Linked DNA regions of Homo sapiens: region 2 is linked to region 1. Evidence: chromatin loops called from intact Hi-C (ENCODE). Cell type or tissue: right lobe of liver. All regions are shown on one strand. Links, peaks and the distances in the headings refer to the core of each region. The heading gives the core; the rest is flanking DNA. Region 1 overlaps TTC38 (tetratricopeptide repeat domain 38). Region 2 overlaps PPARA (peroxisome proliferator activated receptor alpha).

The links. Peaks named below come from ENCODE experiments on the same cell type or tissue, not always from the same donor. Only the 100,000 strongest peaks of a DNase experiment are listed, where the experiment ranks them.
Region 2: it touches region 1 in a loop (2.3-fold over the local background); 4 of 110 quality-filtered maps call a loop at or near these places.

Annotation. Positions count from the first base shown.
Region 1 is chr22:46,284,083-46,292,949 of GRCh38, forward strand. It overlaps TTC38 (tetratricopeptide repeat domain 38), which reads left to right. Exons shown (of 14, transcript NM_017931.4): 9 at 1,159-1,197; 10 at 2,991-3,072; 11 at 4,341-4,506; 12 at 5,320-5,479; 13 at 5,744-5,817; 14 at 8,709-8,867. The coding sequence ends at 8,802. Among named protein-coding and RNA genes, the nearest start is that of GTSE1-DT, 8.1 kb to the right of the region's middle. In right lobe of liver, for the core only: no CTCF peak of the experiment used is centred there; a DNase peak (open chromatin) is centred at 4,369; H3K4me3 peaks cover 523 bases; H3K27ac peaks cover 3,620 bases.
Region 2 is chr22:46,229,022-46,237,888 of GRCh38, forward strand. It overlaps PPARA (peroxisome proliferator activated receptor alpha), which reads left to right. Exons shown (of 9, transcript NM_005036.6): 8 at 2,771-3,218; 9 at 6,112-8,867. The coding sequence ends at 6,359. Among named protein-coding and RNA genes, the nearest start is that of CDPF1, 17 kb to the right of the region's middle. In right lobe of liver, for the core only: no CTCF peak of the experiment used is centred there; a DNase peak (open chromatin) is centred at 4,470; H3K27ac peaks cover 1,148 bases.

The DNA.
Region 1 (8,867 bases), core at 261-8,260:
GGAGAAAGATTTTTCTAGCTTTTGCTATGTATTCACATCCGTTGGAGCCCTGATGCAATGGAGCATTAACATTTCCAAAGAGCACTCTAGGCTTCAACCTTTTTAGGGATTTTTTCACTGTGGAGGCCTGGAAATCACATCTGTGGTGTATAACTTGCAGAGACCATTCAGAGCGAGTGCCTGTGGCTGGAGTGGAGAGCCAAGCCCCAACTCCGCAGGGTGTACCTGCCTGGGCCATGAGATCTTCCAACGGGAGCCAGGCTATGGGGCAGCTGCTCAGGACACCCTTGACCCCAGTGATTCCGCCACAGGGTTCCATGTACAAGACTGTCACTTGCAGTGCTCCTTATCGTGCACAAAAGCTAGAAGCTCCCTGAATGTCCATAAAGTGAGAAATGCTGAGAACATGAGGGCCTTGTCATGACATGAGAATGTGATGATACAGTGTCTGGAAGACAGCACAGAACCCAGCTAAATGTACAGGAGAGGAAACATATGCAGAAAAGAAAAAGGCAGCTGGGCACAGTGGCTCATGCCTGTAATCCCAGCACTTTGAGAGGCCAAGGCAGGCAAATAACTTGAGGTCAAGAGTTTGAGAGCAGCCTGGGCAACATGGTAAAACCCCATCTCTACTAAAAATACAAAAATTAGCCGGGCATGGTGGCGCCTCCCTGTAGTCCTGAGCCTGAGGCATGAGAATCGCTTGAACCTGGGACGCGGAGGTTACAGTGAGCCGAGATTGTGCCACTGCACTCCAGCCTGGGTGACAGAGTGAGACCCCATCTCAAAAAAAAAAAAAAAAAAAAAAGAAAAAGGCTAGAAAGAAATACATGAAAAAGCTTGCAGCAGTTAGTATGAGCAATACCTATATTAACTTTCCACTAGGAGAGAGAATGCTTCCACAGCAACTGTTTCTTCAGTGGTGGCGGCACAGGTGCTGCTGTGCTTTCTACACTGGGGAACCAAAGCCCCGGTTGGAAGCGGGTTCACCTTCTCCCATCCCGAATGCCACCAAGACACCGTCCGTCCACCTCTGAGAGGAGGTGGAGGCCGGAGACCATGTGCTCAGGGGTCTTTGGCCTGGCCGTTCTCAGTTCACGTGCCAGCATTACACTTTGCCTTCTCCAGGGTTTAATAAGGAGAACTTTATTCTTCCAGGGCGAATATGAGGCCGCGCTGACCATCTACGATACCCACGTAAGTTGCATTCACACCGTGTTTGGTTTGTTGCAGCATTTTGCCTTTGAGTCTCAAAGAGACCAGATTTTTGAGTTCATCAGGATTGTCCCAGCCAGAAAAACAGCTGGAGCAAGAACACATTTCTTGTGTAAGGCCTCATGGGGTTAATTTTGCCAAGAGCAATGTTGTAACCCTGCCTATGATGGGGACAGTGGTTGGCCCTGCTCAACTCGAGGGTGCTGATAGATTTACACATCTAAGGGCCTCACCTCTGCAATTGTGGACTCTCCTCCAGCCCTTTCAGATCACTTTTCTTTGGTAAGACAACTGGTCTACCCATAGGAATTTTTTTTTTTTTTGAGACAGAGTTTCGCTCTTGTTGCCCAGGCTGGAGTGCAATGGTGCGATTGGCTGGAATTTTTTTTCTTTGCTGTGATAAAATAAAAATAACATAAAATTACGTGTACAAGGCCGGGTGTGGTGGCTCACACCTGTAATCCCAGTAATTTGGGAGTCCGAGGCAGGTGGATCATTTGAGGTCAGGAGTTCAAGACCAGCCTGGCCAACATGGTGAAACGCTGTCTCTACTAAAAATACAAAAAAATTAGCTAGGCGTGGTGGTGGGCACCTGTAATCCCAGCTACTCGGGGGGCTGAGGCACGAGAATCACTTGAACCCAGGAGGCAGAGGTTACAGTGAGCCAAGATCACGCTACTGCACTCCAGCCTGGGTGACAGAGTGAGACTCTGTCTCAAAAAAAAAAAAAAAAAGTGTATAGCTCTGTGGCATTAAGTGCATTCACATTTTGCAACCATCACCACCCTCCATTTTCAGAACATTCTTCATCTACCCAAACTGAAACCCTATACCCATTAAACACTAACTCCCCATTCCTCCTCCCCAGGCCCAGGCATTCTTTTGAGAGGGGGAAAAAAAAAAGCCTGAAGCCTGACTCACAGCTCCCAAGGACCCCAGGGATGGCTTCATCAGAAAAGCCTGGGACCACAGAAATGCTTGTGATCTGGGGATCTAAACATCAGAGAAAAACACACAGTAAATTTCCCTTGAAGTAATCCTTTCTACACGGTCAGGAAGCTGTAGTAAGAAATGAAGGGTGGGCCGGGCACGGTGGCTCACACATGTAATCCCAGCATTTTGGGATGCTGAGACAGGTAGATCACCTGAGGTCAGGAGTTCGAGACCAACCTGGCCAACGTGGTGAAATCCCATCTCTACTAAAAATACAAAAACTAGCTGCATGTGGTGGTGGGCACCTGTAATCCCAGCTACTTAGGAGGCTGAGGCAGGATAATTGCTTGAACCCAGGAGGCGGAGGTTGCAGTTAGCCAAGCTTGCGCCATTTGCACTCCAGCCTGGGCGACAGAGGGAGACCCTATCTCAAAAAAAAAAAAAAAAGAAAGAAAGAAATGAAGGGTGACATACACCGTGAGCTCGAGGTGGGCTCCTCAGCAAAGCTGAGTCTAGAAACGTGATCGGGCAGACAGCCCTCCCACCAGTGTGGTCTGAGGCCCAGGGGTGGGAGGTGGCAGATGCTTTGGGCCTGGCCTGGGCCCTGGGTATGCAATGCAGTGGGCTCTTTCTTCAGGTCTACCTGGTGACCCCTCTAGTGCTTGGAGCAGTCTACACCCCAGGCAAGGGTGATGGGCCTGTCAGTTGAGGTGATGGGGACAGTGGCAGAGGGCTTGCTCTATGCAGGCCCCACCCCACCTGGACAGGCTGACCCTGGCTGTGCCTGCAGCCCCATCATCTGGGCCACCCGCTGAGCCCGCCTTGGCCGCCCTGTCTTCCAGATCCTTCCCAGCCTGCAGGCCAACGATGCAATGCTGGACGTGGTGGACAGCTGCTCCATGCTCTACCGCCTGCAGATGGAAGGTAGCCATCCCTGCAGCCCCACTGGCTTCTGCCTCTTCCTCCCACATCATGAGGAGAGGGTGCTGTGGCCTAGGCCCAGGGTTGGGCAAGAGCTCATGGGTGAGCCGCTCCAGACCCCTCTGCAGGCCTGGCCACTGCCTTGGGTACCGTTCTGCAGCTGCCTCCCAGCTGGCCCAAAGCTGGAGAGGGTGTCCAGGCCACACTACTCTTTCTTCCAGTTCCCACCGCTCCTCGATGTGGACGCCTCCAGCTCTGCACCCAGGGCGGCACCTGCTGTGCTGTTCCCATGGCTGGCCTGCCTGCCAAACCTTCGGGGCACTGGTAGCACCTGGCCACCTGTCTCGATGCCACCTCCTTTCCTAAAACATGAGAGAGTTTCTCAACTCCCTGGGATTGTAGACAGGTTTCTCAACCTTGTCATGCTCTGCAGGTAGCCTGGAGGGACCAACCACAGCTCTGGGGGCTCTTGAGGGCTCTAGCCAACCACTGGGGTGCCAGATGGTTCTCCCCTTGTCTCAGGCTCAGCAGAGTCACCCTGGAACCACAGAGGCCTGGGCTAGGCCCTGGGTCAGCAGTACGATGAGGGCTGAGCAATTCAGGGACCTGAGGGAGGGCATGGCAGGCTGTTTCTAGAGATTCAGAAGGCTTCCTAGTGGAGGTGAAATGTGAGCTACTGAAGCATATGTGGGGCTTGCTGGGCAGAGACAAGGGAAAGAGTTACTCTCAGAGAAAGCAGACCATCCAAAGCTACCGGGACATAGAAGCCAGCAGCCTGCTGCGGGACAAGGGGCTGGAGGGCAGGCTTGATGTGGTCAGATGGGCCAACAGCAGGCTGAGGGGCACAGGAGCCAGGGAGCCCACCTGTGGGAAGGGCAGGCTGAGGCTGGAGACCCAGAGAAAAGTGGGGAGCCTGGGGGATCCTTGGGGAGGTCGGGGGATCCATTGGGAAGCCAAGGGTTGTGTGGGAAGGCCGGGGGATCCAAGAGGCCTAGGGTTTGTCAAAGCGGCCAGAGGCTTTGTTTAATAACCTTTGACACTTTTTAAAATGTGCTTCCTACTTACGCGTCTATGGCCTCTATAATTAGACAGTCCTGATAGAGGCCTAAGCACAAGGCCAGACGCTGCCCGTGGCCCTGCCCACCTCCCCGGCCTCTCACCTGGGACAGGGTCATCAAGGCCTCCAAGGGAAGCGCCGTGAGGGAGGCCCTTGCACGGGACATGCCCCAGAGCCTCACTCCAGGCCCTGGGTCTCCTCCCCATGTCCTCAGGAGTGTCTGTGGGCCAGCGGTGGCAGGATGTCCTGCCTGTGGCCCGGAAGCACAGCCGAGACCACATCCTGCTGTTCAATGACGCACACTTCCTGATGGCATCCCTGGGTGCACACGACCCCCAGACCACACAGGAGCTGCTGACCACCCTGCGGGACGCCAGCGAGTATGCAGAGGGGCCTTCTCGGGGTGGGGGTCCTCACCCTGCCGAGAGGGTGAGGGGGTGCTAGGGCCATGCTGAGACCTGTTCAGTGCCTGCCCCGCCTGTGAGTGCAGCAGGGGGGATGCCCATGGAGGCAGCTCCCAGGTGTGCACCCCTATAGATGTGCATCCCCTGGTGCAGACCCCCAAGGTGTGTACACCCACAGCTGTACAACTGGTTGCCCCAAGACACAGAGCTGCCTCCATCCCCAGGGTGGGTATGAGATCCGCAGGGTCACAGGGCTGCCTCCCGTGGAGAGGACACAGTGAAGCCCTGAAGCCAGAGACACCTGCTGCTTACAGGCCCTGAGGTCCTGGACGAGGTGCTTCTGTGCTCTGAACCTCAGTTTCCCCATCTAAATCAGGGCGATGCCTGGCAAGAGCTGGTGAGGGCTGACCTGGAGGACCTGGGCTGCCCTGCCCATTCCCTTCCGGGGGTGATGATTGCCTTGGCTTGCAGTGCCAGGCCTTTGCCTGTATTATCAGCAATCCTGACGGTTCTGTTAGATTGGCACTGTTATGCCTGCTTACAGATGAGCAAACTGAGGCTGGAAGGTGGGGGACCAGGTAGCTGGAAGTGGGCGAACTCCAACCCAGCTCTGAGCTCAGTACCCTGTCCTGTCCCCTCGATGGGCTGCCCCGCCTGTCACCTCACCTCATCAGTGTGGCATGTGTCAGGCACTGGACCAGGGACACCTCGCTGAGGAAGAAATGGCTCTGCCCTTCCCGGATGTTCTGTGATGGGCAGGCAGCTGAGGGCACCGTCTTGGGTTCGCAGATCCCCAGGGGAGAACTGCCAGCACCTCCTGGCCCGAGACGTGGGGCTGCCCCTGTGCCAGGCCCTGGTGGAGGCTGAGGACGGGAACCCTGACCGCGTCCTGGAGCTGCTCCTGCCCATCCGCTACCGGATCGTCCAGCTCGGTGGGAGCAATGCCCAGGTGAGCCGATGGCCGCCAGCTGGGGTGCCTAGGGCCTGGGCCAGGGAGTCTGGGCGCCCCGCAGCCCCCAAGTTTCTCCCATGGTGTTGGTGCCAACAATGTGGGTGTGAACGTGTCTCTCACACTCCCGCCGTGTAAGTTCGTCGTTGAGGGTGTGGCATCAACACCACTGTCTCCCTGGAGAGCAGGCAGCCCGCGGTGGGCGGGGGCTCGCCTCCCCCATCCTGAGGTACAGGAGACTCACATGCCCGATTGACATTTCAGAGAGACGTCTTCAACCAGCTGCTGATTCACGCGGCCTTAAACTGCACCTCCAGCGTCCATAAGAACGTAGCCCGGTGAGCTCCTGGCCCCTGCCCAGCACTCCCGACCTTCACAGGCTCTCCCTGCAGACCTCAGGAGTGCCTGGAAGCCCCACCACCCTTGGCCCGAGATGCTCCTGCTTCTGAGGCTGTGAGGTCGGGAGGCTGTGGGGAATTTGGTTCTCCTTTGTTAGCAGGCTCAGTGTGACCAAGTGGAGCCAGCCCCACCCCAGGCCCAACCTCCCACCCTTCCCAGCCCACTCCCTTTTAGCCTTGCTAAGCTACCTGGGTACGTAAACACGTCCTGCTCTTTCAGGCTCCTGGGCCTTTGCACGCTTGGAACACCCTTTCTCCTTTTTTGCACCTGGCCGACACCTAATGCTCAGTTAGACCTCAGCTCATTTCACCTGCCTGCCTGTGCTGGGTACCGAGAGGGAGCAGTGAGCAGGCACACCAGTCACTGGCTACCAGGAGCCCATCTGTAGTCGGGGGAGCGACAGGGAGCAATCAGTCCCACAGACACGTAAACTCGCACTGAGGGAGCAGCAGCTGAGGGCAGACCCGAAACCACAGTGGGTTTAGCCAGGCCAGGCATGGGGCTGGTAGGAGGGTGGCGTGGCTGGAGGGTGAGTGTTAGGGTGGCATGGCTGGAGGGTGAGTGTGTTAGGGCAGCGTGGCTGGAGGGTGTTAGGAGGGTGGTGTGGCTGGAGGGTGAGTGTTAGGAGGGTGGCGTGGCTGGAGGGTGAGTGTTAGGAGGGTGGCGTGGCTGGAAGGTGTGTTAGGGTGGCGTGGCTGGAGGGTGAGTGTTAGGAGGGTGGTGTGGCTGGCAGGCGAGTGTCAGGAGGGTGGCATAGCTGGCAGATGAGAGTGCTGGGGGAACTCCAAAGAGCCCTCACCATTGCCAGCAGCCTTGGTGCTTCCATGGCCCAGCTTGCCTCCCTCCACTTAGGCTGCTGAGCTCTTGGCCAGCAGCTGCGTAGCCCGTGTGCCTGAGCGGCGAGTTTGACACCTCTCCTTGCCCATGTCCCTGCCACCCTCAGACATAAGTGAAAGGAAGAATAGAGGAGTCATGGGGTGCCTGGTGGGGAAGGTGTGCTGTGAGAGCAGGTGGCAGCCCGGGTCCACAGGAGGCCCTTGGCTGGTGACAAGCCCAGTGGTTTAGGCGCAGGTGCACCAGCGCAGCTCCCTCCAGGCAGGGTTACCCAAACTGAGCTGTACAGGTTCTGTGGTACTCATGAAACAGGTCTGGCTGGCAGCACTGGAACCGCCTAGAACTGTAAAATGTCTTGGACGCATGCTCCCCGCTTTCCCCTTCCATGGCTGTAGACAAAACCATGCGTGTTTCTTTGGTGGTCAAGCCCCCTGGGGAGCTCAGGCTGTGGTGTGGGTGGGAGTTGGTGCCTCTGGCAGCAGCGGTGGGGAAAGTGGCTGTGTGGACAGGAGGGCTGAGGATGGAGCTGGGGTGACATCTGTGGGGCAGTGCGGCAGTGCCGATGTGGCCTTCTGCGGGGCCCAGTGGGGGAGGGCAGGGGGAGAGCAGGCTGCACAGGGAGCCGACTGCATTAGGAGACGTGGAGGGGGCCTTCTCTCCAAGTCCTGTCCTGCTACCAGGCAGCATCCATGGGGCCATCAGCACAGCTCACCAGCCCCCAAGGTGGGAAACCTTCCACCCACAGCCATGGTGCCCCCCACAATGAGTTCCCGGCCCCAGCCCCTTCACACCACCCACGCCCTCTAGAACCACTGTTTTCAGGTGTTTGGGGGCTGTCTTAGTCAGTTTGGGTTGTTATTTTAAAAGTGCCACAGACAGGCCGGGCACGGTGGCTCATGCCTGTAATCCCAGCACTTTCGGAGGCCAAGGCGGGTGGATCACCTGAGGTCAGGAGTTCAAGACCAGCCTGGCTAATATGGTGAAACTCCGCCTCTACTAAAAATACAAAAAATTAGCCGGGCGTGGTGGTGGGTACCTGTAATCCCGGCTAGTCGGGAGCCTGAGGCAGGAGAATCGCTTGAACCTGGGAGGTGGAGGTTGCAGTGAGCCGAGATCGCGTCATTGCACTCCAGCCTGAGTGACCGAGGGAGATTCTATCTCAAAAAATTAAAAAATAAAAGTGCCACAGTCTGGGCGGCTTGCACAGTAGGCATGCACTGTCTCACAGTTCTGGAGGCTGGAATGTCCAGGAACAAGGCCTGGCTGGGTTCAGTTTCTGCTGAGGCCTCTCTTCCTGGCTTGTGGACAGCCACTTTCTTGCTGTGTCCTCACATGACCTTTCCTTTGAGTGCTAATTCTTTCACGTCTCTTCTTTCTTCTTTCTTTTTAAATTTTTTTATATTTTTAGAGGCAAGGTCTCACTCGGTCATCCAGGTTGGAATGCAGTGGTGTGATCACAGTTCACTGTAAACTCAAACTCCTGGGCTCAAGGAATCTTCCTGCCTCATCCTTCCATCGTGCAGGGATTACAGGGGTGAGCCACCACACCTATCTCTTCTTATAAGGGCACTAATCCCATTCACAAGGGCCCCACCCTCATGACTTAATCACCTCCAAGAGGCCCTGTTCTTAATACCATCACCTTGGGCATTTGGGCTTCAACATATACATTTAGCCTGGACACAGACATTCAGTCCACAGCAGGGTCTTTACCTCAAACCGTACCTGGGTCTTCTCTCTTCAAACCTGGGTTTTCCCCACTGCCACCTGTTGTGCCCCATCTCGGGTGTGGCTTCCTGCACTGGAGGTCTGTGCCCTCCCATCCTCACCTCTCCCCAAACTGAGGCCAGGCCTCCTGCCCCTGGGCCTTGGCCCTTGCTGTTCCCTCAGTGCCGCAGTCTAGCCTGCCTGTGTTCTGCCTTGGGACCAAGGGACCACCAGGCCCCACATCCCTCTAGAAGGTTCTGTAACAGGACCTCTGTGTCTGTTTCCACAGGAGCCTTCTGATGGAGCGTGATGCCTTGAAGCCCAACTCGCCCCTGACCGAGCGGCTCATCCGCAAGGCAGCTACCGTCCACCTCATGCAGTGAGCCAGCCTGGCCGCCTCCACCCTGCAGAACCTCAGTGGTGGCGTCACTGCGTCCAGTCAGCTGCT
Region 2 (8,867 bases), core at 237-8,236, 55 kb before region 1:
GCATGAACCCGGGAGGCGGAGCTTGCTGTGAGCCAAGATCACGCCACTGCACTCCAGCCTGGGCAACAGAGCGAGACTCCATCTCAAAAAAAAAAAAAAATTATTTAACACCTTTATTTCTGCTGAATGTACTTTAGAAAGATTGAGTGATTTGAATAAAGTGACGGTGGCCTAAGAGTCTATTTTCTGGAATTGAGGGAATACTGCCATCGATCCTTGAAAAATATTTATTTAGTTCCTCCTAGAGGCCGGGCACAGTGGCTCACGCATGTAATCCTGGCCTGCACTTTGGAAGGCTGAGGTGGACAGATTGCCTGAGCTCAGGAGTTCAAGACCAGCCTGGGTAACAAGGTGAAACCCGTCTCTACTAAAATACAAAAAATTAGCTGGGCGTGGTGATGTGTGCTTGTAATCCCAGCTACTCGGGAGGCTGAGGCAGGAGAATTGCTTGAACTCAGGAGGCGGAGGCAGAGGTTGCAATGAGCTGGGATTGCACCACTGCACTCCAGCCTGGGCAACAGAGCAAGACTCTGTCTCAAAAAAAAAAAAAAATTATCTAGCCCCTCCTAGAAATGTTAATTCCTTAAATCTGAGCTTCAGCTTTCTGTGAAGCAGAATTATCTCCAAACTTTAACAAACAATGGTCAGAACTGTTTTTAAGGTCTTGGAGAGAGATCATTTTCAGTCTTTATTAATCGGACTTGAGATTATTTAGAAACTTGGCTCTGAATATTGTATTCAGAATGTTTTCACTCATTTGTGAGTAATTTTTTAAATATCCCCTTTCCTCAGATGCAGAATCAGGGCTTTTTGTCCAGCATTATGTTGCAAGTCCTGGTTCTGTTGAAACATTCCATACCATCTGTGTGATGGTTATCGGCACCTCCACCGGTGCCCTGAAGACAGTTTTGTGCTGTGAGTCCAGAAACAGGAAACACTTCAGGCTGTGTGTCAGAAGCATTGTCAGTGGTTGTGTTTTGCCCACTGGCAGGGGGCATTCTTTAAATCCTGGGATGCTTCTGCGCTTTGGGCTCCACTGTTCCAGCAGTGATTAGAAATAACGCTGTAGGCCGGGCGCGGTGGCTCACCCCTGTAATCCCAGCACTTTGGGAGGCTGAGGTGGGCAGATTACCTGAGGTCAGGAGTGCGACACCAGCCTGACCAACATGGTGTAACCCCGTCTCTACTAAAAATACAAAATTAGCTGGGCGTGGTGGCGCATGCCTGTAATCCCAGCTACTCAGAAGGCTGAGGCGGGAGAATCGCTTGAACCTGGGAGGCCGAGGTTGCAGTGAGCCGAGATTGTGCCATTGCACTCCAGCCTGGGCAACAAGAGCAAAACTCTGTCTCAAAAAAAAAAGAAATAACACCTTAGCCCACTGCATTATTGACCTGTGTCTGCATGAGCTGTGGACCACATTATAATCAGAGAGATCTCTCAGATGTTGTCACTTTCCTGCTCTACCCGCAGATGTAAATTTCAGCCAACAGCAGTGTTTGTGCTCATTTTCCCCGGCTCTCCCACACATGTAATCCCTTCTGAGCATGTTGGCTTCAAATAATATGGCCAGCCACCTCTTCCACCACGAGATCTTCAGGAAATGGCAGGCCACTGGGTTTACATGCAGATGGCATGGGAGCACACAAGGCACGGCTGTGGGGAGTTGGCACTTGCTCCAGAATATGGAGCACCGAGTGAAGGTTTCAGTTTCCTGCACTGAGAGAAACAAGGGCATTCCGAGGCTTTTCCACTTTATCCCTAAAGAGTTTCACAACGCTTGTTTGCCGATTTCTACATAGATGCCACCTTTCTGAGTTGTATGTATTTACATGCCAAATGTATTCATTGAGCAGCGTTAAATAATGGTGTTCACCCCTAAAGTGCATATACTGGTAAAATTAAGAATGATCGTAATTAAGCCTCTTGCAATAGTCATTAGTTCAGAGAATATTTAAGAATATTAAAGGTGCTTTGCTAATGTCCTCGTTAGTTTTGTTTTGACAAAATCAGTACTTCAGTTTCTTGTTTCTTTTTTTTTTGAGACGGAGTCTTACTCTCGCTCTGTCGCCCAGACTGGAGACTGGAGTGCAGTGGCACGATCTTGGCTCACTGCAACGTCCACCTCCCAGGTTCAAGCGATTCTCCTGCCTCAGCCTCCCGAGTAGCTGGGGTTACAGGCACACACTATGCCTGGCTAATTTTTTTTTTTTTTTTGAGACGGAGTCTCGCTCTGTCACCCAGGCTGGAGTGCAGTGGCGCAATGTCGGCTCACTGCAAGCTCTGCCTCCTGGGTTCACGCCATTCTCCTGCCTCAGCCTCCCGAGTAGCTGGGACTACAGGCGCCCGCCACCACACCCAGCTAATTTTTTTGTATTTTTAGTAGAGACGGGGTTTCACCATGCTGGCCAGGCTGGTCTCGAACTCTTGACCTCAGGTAAACCACCCACCTCAGCCTCCCAAAGTTCTGGGATTACAGGCGTGAGCCACCATGCCCAGCCCAGTACTTCAGTTTCTTAGCGATGAAATCCACCCAATGTCAGGCGATGACTATTATTATTTTACTGATTTATACTGTTTGTTCTCTATTAATGTCTTATTTTCCCCAACCGATTTTGAAGTTGAGTAAGGACTATGTTCCGCGGGTATCTTGAGTCCTCTGAGGCACTGAGCTTGGTGATTTGGACGCAGGAGCTGCTCATTAGTGAGCTGATAGCTGGGAGCATAGCGCATCCCACATCACCTGACTTACCTTGGTGTCCTCCTTTGTAGCCTTTTGTCATACATGATATGGAGACACTGTGTATGGCTGAGAAGACGCTGGTGGCCAAGCTGGTGGCCAATGGCATCCAGAACAAGGAGGCGGAGGTCCGCATCTTTCACTGCTGCCAGTGCACGTCAGTGGAGACCGTCACGGAGCTCACGGAATTCGCCAAGGCCATCCCAGGCTTCGCAAACTTGGACCTGAACGATCAAGTGACATTGCTAAAATACGGAGTTTATGAGGCCATATTCGCCATGCTGTCTTCTGTGATGAACAAAGACGGGATGCTGGTAGCGTATGGAAATGGGTTTATAACTCGTGAATTCCTAAAAAGCCTAAGGAAACCGTTCTGTGATATCATGGAACCCAAGTTTGATTTTGCCATGAAGTTCAATGCACTGGAACTGGATGACAGTGATATCTCCCTTTTTGTGGCTGCTATCATTTGCTGTGGAGGTGAGTGGTTGATTTAATCTGCTGGTATCATGTCACTGACAGGCTCCTGTCTTGAAAAATTTGACAATGGGAAATCCAGTACCAGCCTGAGCTGTTCCAGTGGAGGGGACACTCACATGGTGGGAAGACGTCTGACCCCCAGTCACTGCTGAGAATTCAGTGGGAATTATAACAATATTGTATAATATTATAGTATATATTGTTATTATCTATAAATACATATTTAATATTATGTAAATGTATGACATTTTAATCATAATATTAGCCAGGTGTGGGGGTGCACACCTTTAGTCCCAGCTACTTACTCAGTAGACTGAGGCAAAAGGATCTCTTGAGCCCAGGAGTTCAGGTTGCAATGAGTTATGAATGCACCACTGCACTCTAGCCTGGGCAACAGAACAAGACCTATTTCTTTAAAAAAAAATTATATATTTTGCACAAATATATATATAGAGAAAAAGAGGTCGGACATGGGCCTGTAATCCCAGCCCTTTGGGAGGCTGAGGTGGGTGGATCACTTGAGCCCAGGAGGTTGAGACCAGCCTGGGCAACATGGCAAGACCCCGTCTCTACAAAAAAAAAAATAGAAAAAATTAGTCAAGTATGGTGGCATGTACCTGTAGTCCCAGCTACTTGAGAGGCTGAGGTGGGAGGATCACTTAAGCCCAGGAGACAAAGGTTGCAGTGAGCCAAGGTCACGCCACCACACTCCAGCCTGGGCGACGAAGAATGACCCTGTCTCAAAAAAAAAAAAAAAAAAAATTATACACACACACACACACACACATTTCGTTTATATTATATCTAATATTATAAACAGATATAATTTATATATTATGATATTCCTGTATATATTATATAATGATGTTGTATTCATATTATAGACAATATTGTATGAAGTGCTATACAGATGTCAGTATAGTTGCTGTCACAGTTGGTTATGTTGATGAAAAGTATATTTCCTAATGCAAAATATAATATCAGTCAGCAGCCAAGTGGCAGTGACTGCAAGGTTTGCTTTGCCCGAGGAAGCAGATCCCAGGGAAGGCCGATCTGGTCCTCTCTGTGGAAGCTGGCTCTGCAGCCTCCACATTTTTGGCTCGGTGTCACGTTCCTTTAAATAGCCCCATCTCAGGTCTAGGAAGGTCATCCACCTACTGCAAACTCGGCTGACCTTACCCAGGGTTGGTGGAGACAGATGGGGTCTCCCACACTGCCTGCAGCCATACTGCGCCTGGGGGATTGACTCACTGTCAGCATGGAGCTGACTCAGCCCTACCAGCCGTGCCCGTTACTGTGTGGCTGGGCACAAGTCAGATGAAGGAAGTCCTTGCGCTCTGGCATAAAGTGTACAAAGACAAAGCAGTTATGCATAATTTGTCCTTTAGTATGGTCAGGATGTAGCATTGTGGGTAAAATGCAGTTGCAGAACTATTTATATGTAGCATGATCACAGTTTTATAAAGGAAATTATAATCCTATATCAATCCTATGTATATAGAAAAATGTCCAGTGAGATATATGTTAAACCTATTATGGTGGGATTAAAATTATGAGGGGGGATTTCTATTTTTCAAAAGATTCCTCCTTTTTTTTTTTTTTGAGACAGAGTCTCCGTCTGTCACCCTGGCTGGAGTGCAGTGGCACGATCTCAGGTCACTGCAACTTCCGCCTCCTGGGTTCAAGTGATTCGCCTGCCTCAGCCTCCTGAGTAGCTGAGATTACAGGAACATGCCAGCACACCTGGCTAATTTTTGTATTTTTAGTAAAGATGGGGTTTCACCATATTGGCCAGGCTGGTCTCAAACTCCTGACCCCGGGTGACCCACCCACCTCGGCCTCCCAAAGTGCTGGGATTACAGGCATGAGCCACTGCACCCGGCAATAATTCCTCTCTTTAGAGACTTAATAGTTATAGCCCCAGCCACTCTGGAGGCCGAGGCAGGAGGATTGCTTGAGCCTAGGAGTTCCAGTCCAGCCTAAGCAACAGAGCAAGACCCCATCACTAAAACAATACAAAAACAAGAATTTTAGAAATAAAAACTTAATAATTACATTTACAACCAAAAACAATGAAGATGTTTAAATCCTCATCACTAGCAACCCTGTTAAGAATCATAGTAATGACTGGGTCTGTAAGGGAGCACCGCCTGCTGAACATGGCTCAGGGCAGTATTTTCTGGACCAAGAATCAGGTCTCATGCTTTGAGACTGTCCCAGGATGTCTAGTGCCAGCTACCCCAGGCAGGTCATCTGGTGTGAATGTTGACTCTTCCTGCACCAAGTCTCAGACCTGCCCCACCCTCCTCCCCACTCTGGGTCTCCTGATCTTGGCTCACTGCAATCTCCGTCTCCCAGGTTCAAGCGATTCTCCCACCTCAGCCTCCCGAGTATCTGGGATTACAGGCGTGAGCCACCGTGCCTGGCCTACAAAACCTAGTTCTAACACAATCACTCCTTAAATATGGTGGAACACTTGAAGCTTGATATCTAGTTTGGATTCAAAAGCTTCATTTCCCATATTATGCAAAACTGGTGGTTGTGATCTCCAGAATGTACTGTTCCTCCTACTAGCTCTAATTTTTCTCCCTGACAGGTGGTCATCAGGTAAATCACAAGTGAAAAGGCCGCACCATAAGGTGTACTTAGGGCACTATTGCCGCCTAGTAGTATGAATATTTAGGAAAGAGTACTGGTCCTGTCTGTCCCTACTTCACCTATTGACTTTGGAAAAACCTATGTCTATCTTCCAGTCAAGTTGACAATATCTAAAGGCAGCTCAGTTTTTTTCTAAGAAAGGCCACATAAAATAGGCATGTTTGGTTCCTGAAACTGATAAGCAGTTCTTGGGTGATTATCACACTCAAACCTCTCTCTCTTCTTTCGAGACTAGATCGTCCTGGCCTTCTAAACGTAGGACACATTGAAAAAATGCAGGAGGGTATTGTACATGTGCTCAGACTCCACCTGCAGAGCAACCACCCGGACGATATCTTTCTCTTCCCAAAACTTCTTCAAAAAATGGCAGACCTCCGGCAGCTGGTGACGGAGCATGCGCAGCTGGTGCAGATCATCAAGAAGACGGAGTCGGATGCTGCGCTGCACCCGCTACTGCAGGAGATCTACAGGGACATGTACTGAGTTCCTTCAGATCAGCCACACCTTTTCCAGGAGTTCTGAAGCTGACAGCACTACAAAGGAGACGGGGGAGCAGCACGATTTTGCACAAATATCCACCACTTTAACCTTAGAGCTTGGACAGTCTGAGCTGTAGGTAACCGGCATATTATTCCATATCTTTGTTTTAACCAGTACTTCTAAGAGCATAGAACTCAAATGCTGGGGGTAGGTGGCTAATCTCAGGACTGGGAAGATTACGGCGAATTATGCTCAATGGTCTGATTTTAACTCACCCGATGTTAATCAATGCACATTGCTTTAGATCACATTCGTGATTTACCATTTAATTAACTGGTAACCTCAAAATTCGTGGCCTGTCTTCCCATTCACCCCGCTTTTGACTATTGTGCTCCTTTATAATTCTGAAAACTAATCAGCACTTTTTAACAATGTTTATAATCCTATAAGTCTAGATGTATCCAAAGGTGAAGTATGTAAAAAGCAGCAAAATATTTATTTCAAAGACTTCACTTCTGTTTCCTGAATCTAAAGAAAGACAACATGCTGCTTTTTAATCATAGGATGGAGAATTTTAAAGAACTGTTTGGGCCAGGCACAGTCGCTCATACTTGTAATCCCAGCACTTTGGGAGGCCGAGGCGGGTGGATCACAAGGTCAGCAGATCGAGACCATCCTGGCCAACATGGTGAAACCCTGTCTCTACTAAAAATACAAAAATTAGCCGGGTGTGGTGGCACATGCCTGTAATCCCAGCTACTCGGGAAGCTGAGGCAGGAGAATTGCTTGAACCAGGGAGTTGGAGGTTGCAGTGAGCTAAGACTGCACCACTGCACTCCAGCCTGGTGACAGAACGAGACTCTGTCTTAAAAACAAACAAACAAAAAAAAAATCTGTTAGATAAGCTATCAAAATGCAGCTGTTGTTTTGTTTTTGGCTCACTGTTTTCGTGGTTGTAACTAATATGTGGAAAGGCCCATTTCCAGGTTTGCGTAGAAGAGCCCAGAAAACAGAGTCTCAAGACCCCCGCTCTGGACTGTCATAAGCTAGCACCCGTGGTAAGCGGGACGAGACAAGCTCCCGAAGCCCGCCAGCTTCCTGCTCCACTCAGCTCCGTCCAGTCAACCTGAACCCACCCAGTCCAGCTGTCTGTGGGAATGGTGGTGTTCTTAGGGACAGACTGACACCTTACTTGTCAGTGTTCCTCCGGGCCCCATTTGGCAGCTCCCGTATCTTTTGTTATGTTGCTTTTAAAGATATGATGTTTTATTGTTTTAACTCTTGGTGACAGTAGATGCTCTCTGGAGCGCAGACGAGGCACATGTGTCTTCATAGCCTGGGCTGGGTGGGAGCCAGTCACCCTGCGGATCGAGAGAGGGGGTAGAGTCTTCTTCAAATGGCAGTTTTACTTCAAATGGCAGATTTCACAAGAGTTGGTTATTTTTTACAATGGTTTAGGTTGTTAAGTCTCCTTTGTATGTAAGGTAGTTTTTTCAACATCTAAAATTTTTGTTTTAGCCTTCAAAACCAACTTACCAACCTCAGTCCAGCTGGGAAGGCAGCGTTGATTATGGTAGTTTGTCAAGAATATATGGACCTGGAAACACTTTCTCTCTCTGTCCACCTGGTAGATAAATTGTCCTGTTGAGAATTTTTAGATCTGGACTGGAACTGCCAGGACCACCGCCTCCAGGGAGTCGCTGGGCACCTGGAGGTATCGTCGATGCCTCTCCCCCATCTTTAGAAAATTTGGCTCTTCTGAGGTCATTATTATTTTAAGAATGATTAGGATTGATAAGGGTCCCATGACCAGCATTATGAAAATGCGAGAGTGGGAAGGACACAGTGTGAGACTTCCACTAGAAAAAAGTGAAAGTTAGGGTTAGGACATCCTTTTTTAAAAATTACAAATTTAGTCCGTTTTGGTTTTTGTAATCAGGCTAGGCACAGTGGCTCACACATGGAATCCCAGCACTTTGGGAGGCCGAGGTGGGAGGATCACTTGAGCCCAGGAGTTCGAGACCAGCCTAGGCAACATAGCAAGACCCTGTCTGTACACAAAATTTAAAAATTAGTTCATCGGGGTGGCACACATCAGTAGTCCCAGCTACTCTGCAGGCTGAGGTGGGAGGATTGCTTGAACCCAGGAGGTCGAGGCTGCAGTGAGCTGTGATCTCACCACTGCATTCCAGCCTGGGTGACAGAGTTAGATTCCACCCTCTCCCACCCCGGCAAAAAAAAAAAAAAAAGATGCAATCAAAGGGGCTGTTGGCCAGCAATGGCAGCAGCAGCGGCGGGCAGTCTGCCCAAGTGTCTTAGGAACCAAAAGCAAATAAAAGTGTTTCCATATATGCCACCAGCCAAGTGGCCATCCTAATTCAGAAAGAAGCTAGCCTTTGAGTGTCTGTCATGGTGCATCCGTTTCAGTATTATTTCCTAAAATGAGAAGCCCCTGTGTCAACAAGATCCAGGGGCTGGAGCCCAATGCCAAGCCTGTGTTGTCCCCAGCGA